Regions from separate parts of the Homo sapiens genome. Here region 2 is linked to region 1. Evidence: chromatin loops called from intact Hi-C (ENCODE). Cell type or tissue: CD14-positive monocyte. All regions are shown on one strand. Each heading gives the region's core, and the rest is flanking DNA. Links, peaks and the distances in the headings are about the cores only.

Region 1 (2,924 bases), core at 337-2,836:
TCCTCTCCCTGTGCCTCTCTAGAAGCAGCACTGATTGCACTGCAAATGAACACTTTTCTCACTTAGAAATGAGCACTTAGAAGACAAGAAGAATCCATCTCCAAATCCCAGCACCCAAATCAGTGTCCTACACAAAGTCAGCACTCAGGAAATGTTTAGATTTCACTTGCAACAGGAAGAGGGAATTACCAGGCAGGGATATCAGCTAAACTAGTCAGGAACAAGCTGATTTGAAGGCTGATCCTCCTTCACAACCAGGAGGCTCCAAACAAAAACCAGCTGAAGTATTTCATCATTTCCTTTCCATTGCTAGGGACGCAGATGACCTAACCTCCTTGACATTCTGACTATGCCTTCCGTTCTCACAATGAGTCTCATTTTACCAGCTGGCCTGATGCAGTCAGCGCATGGCACAGTACTCAAGGGAAGAAAGGTCACAATCCATCACAGGATCAATACAATGGGATGAGTAAACAGCAAGAAAACACTGAAGGAGGCTTCATTTCTACCACCAACATTACATTCATACACTCACACAGTCCTCAATTGCATCTGGTCTTTTCATCCTCCTCATTCATTACTTTGATGTGTTTACTTAAACCGCTTTATGTTACGTAAATAGATATAATTACTATCACTTACTGAACGCTTGCTTGCCAGGTTTCAGGCACCACATGGAAGCCTTCAAATACTGTAGTCTACTGCATCTCACCCTTATGAGATAGAGATGACCATTCCCATGTTGCAGATGAGGAAACAGAGGCTCGAAGAAATGCTTAAGTATGTCTAAGTTTCAGCAGCTCATGAGCTGAAGAGCTAAGATGTAACCACTGCAGTTTGGCTCCAGAGCTATATTTCTAACCACACTACACTGCACTACCCTGAGGCTACTTGACCTGGTGCCTGCTGATTCCTTTGTCCACAAGGTCCTTGCCCTTCATTCACATCTTGTTAATTTGACCTCATTCATAAAATTTCAACTCAGACATTATTGCTCAAGAACCATTCCGCTAAATTAGACATGCAACCTGGACCTTGATATTCTCACTTCTGTCTAAAAATTTACTACACTCACTATGACAGCATGATTGTACATTTGCCTCCCTGCTAAACTGTGGGCTTCTGAGTAACAACAACGTCAAAATGTATCACATCTCTCCTGCCGATATCTACAAAGTAAAGTTATTCTTTCTTCCAGATTACTGTGGCATGATCCTCCACCATTCACACTCTACCCTGGACTCTGGGAAGGGACACTGCTGCCTTGAAACTCTACAACCCTGAACCTTGATGCTGGTTGCTGCAGACAAGAACTGCTTCTACCCTGGGTCACTGTCACTGCTAAGTGGAAAGTCATGAACTTGATGGTACCAGTCACTCTGGGCCTAAACCGACATAGCCAGGAAACGGTTCACCCCCCACAAACAGAATCATCTAGACCTGTCCATGATTTGGAATCGTGGCCCAATACTTCCTGGCCCCAGAGAGAGAAAAAAGTCTGACCACCCCCTACTCAAAGTGCCAACTCATTTCCTTCCCAGAATTAATCACTTCCCAAAATGTATGACTGTGTGAACATCAATTCCCTTCAGGGGAAAACCCCACTCCCACCTCTCAGGCTGTCATCTTACCCTATGACCCCAACCTGACAATCATGCAACAGCCCATTATTGGTACCTTTTCCAATGTTTAGGTGACTCATTCTTATCTACAATCACTTTGTTGTTCTAGGAAAGTTTTTGACACAGCAGGCATTTGATATATATTTCTTGATTAAATGAAAGATTAAATGAATACCATCTTAGATGTCTGCATAGTGCTTTAAAGTTTACACCACTATTCTTTCAAATAGTACAAGAGAGAACTAAGCTGTGTACTCAACTGGGAAGAAGCAGAACTGAGAGTGGGAGCACCTGGTATTCTGATTTCTTGTCTAGAACTATACTATATTCTGAGATCACTAAACTACAACCTCAGGCGACTCTGCCTACTTTTGTAAATAAAGTTTTATTGGAACACAGCCACATTCATTCATTTATGTACAGTCTATGGCTGGTTTTATGCTGTGATGGCAGAGTTGAGTAGCTGCCCCAGAGTCCAGGAGCTGTTTACAGAAAATGTCTGATGGACCTGCTATATATTGCTGGTGACTCCAGGTATGTTTAGATATACACACTTACAACACACACACACACATACATCATAAATTTTCCCACAAAGAGAACCATATGATCACTGTCTATCTGACCTTTTCAATATTGTCAGCTGTGAGAGGGGAGTACCAACTTTGTTGGAATCATGTATAGAACATGCCTCTGAGTGCTAAGGGATTCCATGGGCTAATGCATGATTTTTGACCATGGACTTGATAATATCTATCCAACAATATGAAGAAGTAGTAAACTTAAAAAAGAAAAGGCCTCAGAGGCAAATCCACCAAAAGCAGTGAGAAAGGAATAGCTTCCAAAAAGATCATGTTTTAAAATAAGGAGGTTAGAGATGTGAGGATTTTTTTCTTTACAACCAGTAAACCAGAGACATGTGAGGATTTGAATGTCTTCATAATAATGAAAATAATTTTAATCAAAATGTCTCTAAAATATAGACTTAGAATGTACTGTTCCAAGAAAATTATTTGTTCTTAGATGTTTTCCTTCAATCAACCACTCAAGGGAGTTTAGAAGAGACCAGATGGTGCCTTAAAAGGATATGAGGCCGGGCACAGTGGCTCACATCTGTAATCCCAGCACTTTAGGAGGCCGAGGCAGGTGGATCACTTGAGGTCAGGAGTTTGAGACTAGCCTGACCAACATGGTGAAACCTCATCTCTACTAAAAAAAAAAAAATACAAAATTAGCAAAGCATGGTGGCACACGCCTGTAATCCCAGCTACTTGGGAGGCTGAGGCAGGAGAATCACTTGAA
Region 2 (2,924 bases), core at 174-2,673, 64 kb before region 1:
TAGGGGAAAACCAAAAATATTTATCTGCAAACAATGGCACCTACATCCACTGTCTCTTACCTTTGCCATGTCTTTCATATCTCTGCCAATTTTGTATGTTTGCTACCTCCCCTTTTTTCCTTCCCTTCCTTTTCCCTCTCTCCCTTCCCTTTAAATACCTGTAATATAGAACTGAAATCATACGTGTAATATTTTCGTTTGTTGTAATTTATGATTCAGATATAAATAATGTTTCCTCATTCTTAATTTCAAAATCCAGTGCATGGAACATTTTTGTAATGTCTAAAAATAAGATCCAAAACACAAACACCCACAATTGTCTCTCCTGATTTAACAACATACAGTAAATTGATATTTTTTCTTTTTTCTTTGGTGAGTCAGTGACCGCCAAAAGAAAAAAAAAATTATCCAATCTTGTTCAATGATAGGAAGTAAGAAGATTTCAGCACCTACTAAGTGCCAGTTGTGTGTGTGTGTCTGTGTGTGTGTGTGTGTGTGTGTGTGTGTGTGTGTCGTCCATCTTCTTATTTGCATTTATAGGGAGACAACTAAGGCTCAGAGGTTATGTAACTGTCCCACTGTTACCCAGGAAGGAAGAGGAGAAAGTAGGATTCAAACTCAGGATCCATGATTAGTTCTCTCGCATGAAATTAAAGACATCATATGGTAGAACAAACAAAGAGAAAATTTGCCTAGTTGAAAACAAAAACCTAGGATTAAGGAACGCTTTTTCAAGGAGAGCACCAAGGTTACTAGAACACCGTTTTGTAATCATGGGTGTAGAGCTTGCATGCTGACATTTCCTATGATTCAGCTCTGCCGTCCTACTCGGCTCTTTACGAAATTAAACCACATTTTAGAAAAGGAAACAATATCAGACTGATAATAATTTCTGTTTAAAATCAGATAATTTAAAACAAAGGTGAAAACCAGTGGAATGACATAGATTTTTATCTCACCTGCTAGTCACAGAAATGTTGAGTGTGAAAAACTTTGAATTCCAAATTCCAAAAATAAAACTTTCTTTGCTGGCTCTGGAGGTTTCTCATATTGTTTCACAACCTACATGCCCACGCCCCCACTCTCATGGCATCTGCTTCCTCTTCCTCCCCCAGCCCATGCCATGAACCCGAAGGCATGCGACAGGGAGGGGGTCTAGGGCAGAGAAGAGCCCAGGAGCCCTTCCCTGCAAGGGCACTTCTGAAAATCCCCAAACACCACTTCACCAAAATTCTCTCAGGCTGCTCTGGGCTGAGCAAGAGTGGAAGAAACCAGGCAGGATGTCAGCCGTGCTTATGTTCTCAGAATTGCTACTTGGCCACAGTTTTCTCTGGCTTGAACCATAGCAGTGGGCAGAATGGAAAGTGTATGAAAAGAAAGTGCAACTGATGGTCTTGGAGAAGTCCTCAGAGTGAAAGCAGGAGGCGCCTGTGGGAGACTTCAGCCCTCGCTAAAGCCAAATGGGCCTAGCCAAGCTGCCTGGCCCAAGGTACCAGTTCCTACCCTCCTGTCCAGATTTTAGGGCATTCTTGGAGCATCAGTATTCTCCCCTCATACCTCATTAGCTTTCGATTGCATTTTGCACCTTCATTCTTAAGAAGTCATTTGCCTTGTTAAATGTGAGTATTCCCCAAGGCCAGTGCTAAGTCTCTGTTCTTCTGGCTGCATCTCAACAAAGTTGTAGAGTCAGAACACTATTGTGGTTGAACATGAGGCATGAGTTTAGCCAGATCTGACTTCCAGTGTGGGCCCTGCCAATTATCAGTTTTATGACCTTAAGCAAGTAATCATCTTTCTTCATGTCATTCTCTTCTTGAATTACTCTGCGAGAACAACTCTCTAACCTGTTTTCATTTCCCACCTCTAATATAGCCAACTGCCTGCTAAACATTTCCACTTGGACGTTCCTTTATTGCCTCAAGTATGACAAATGAAAACCATTATCTATTCTTCCCCATCCCCCCAAAATCTTTCATATTCTTTCTTTCTGCTAAGACAACCATCATGTTTTGTTCTATTTTGCTTTTGAGATGGGGTTTCACTCTGCTGTCCAGGCTGGAGTGCAGTGGTGTGATCACTGCTCACTGCAGCCTCCACCTCCCCAGGCTCAAGTGACTTTGCCACCTCAGCCTCCCAAGTAGCTGGGACTGCAGGCACCTGCCACCATGTCCTTAACCAGTATTTTTTGTAGAGATAGGATTTCACCATGTTGCCCAGGCTGGTCTCTAACTCCTGGGCTCAGGCAATCTGCCCACCTTGGCCTCCCAAAGAGCTGGGAGTACAGGTGTCAGCCACCATGCCTGGATGGAAGCGTTTTTGAGAATCACCTTTAACCTCCTATATTAAATCAGAACCAAAGTCCTATTGATTTTTCTTCTCTAAACTTTCTGCAGTCCCACTCTTCCTTTCTCAAAAGCTCTCGTCGGTTCATAGCATCTTATTTCCTACATGTGTACCCTTTTCAAACTAGCCTTCATACCACAACCAGAAAAGTTATTTCTGAAATTGCTTTGATCAAAATACCCTACCATCACCACCTCTCCCACCACTGAAAAAATACTAACAAGCTCCCAACCAGGAAAAAATTCACTCTCCTTGCCCTGAGTACTCAAGGCTCTTCATAAAACAGGATCAGTGTCTCCCAGCATCGTCTCCTTGGGCTCCCACCTGAGGCCTCTTCCTCAAACCATTTCACTCAATATGTAGTCCCTCATTTGTCAAATATGTGTAGAATACCCACTTGGAGCCAGGTGTGATGGATACAGTGGGTGAATAAACAGACACAGCCTCTTCCTAGCAGGAAAGCAGACAGGCTTTAGACCACTAAACACATACATAGGCTGGGTGTGGTTGCTCATGCCTGTAATCCCAGCATTCTGGGAGGCCAAGGCAGGCCAGATTACTTGAGGTTAGGAGTTCGAGAC

What was found. A loop is a pair of places that touch in the nucleus more often than their neighbours do. Peaks named below come from ENCODE experiments on the same cell type or tissue, not always from the same donor. Only the 100,000 strongest peaks of a DNase experiment are listed, where the experiment ranks them.
Region 2: it touches region 1 in a loop (3-fold over the local background); 3 of 110 quality-filtered maps call a loop at or near these places.

The regions. Positions count from the first base shown.
Region 1 is chr9:114,892,439-114,895,362 of GRCh38, reverse strand. It overlaps a transcript of TNFSF8 not described here. Among named protein-coding and RNA genes, the nearest start is that of TNFSF8, 37 kb to the left of the region's middle. RefSeq lists an enhancer at 326-1,525. In CD14-positive monocyte, for the core only: no CTCF peak of the experiment used is centred there; DNase peaks (open chromatin) are centred at 352, 1,052 and 1,552; H3K4me3 peaks cover 691 bases; H3K27ac peaks cover 1,862 bases.
Region 2 is chr9:114,956,555-114,959,478 of GRCh38, reverse strand. No RefSeq gene overlaps it. Among named protein-coding and RNA genes, the nearest start is that of TNFSF8, 27 kb to the right of the region's middle. In CD14-positive monocyte, for the core only: no CTCF peak of the experiment used is centred there; DNase peaks (open chromatin) are centred at 488, 788 and 1,148; H3K4me3 peaks cover 2,274 bases; H3K27ac peaks cover 2,500 bases.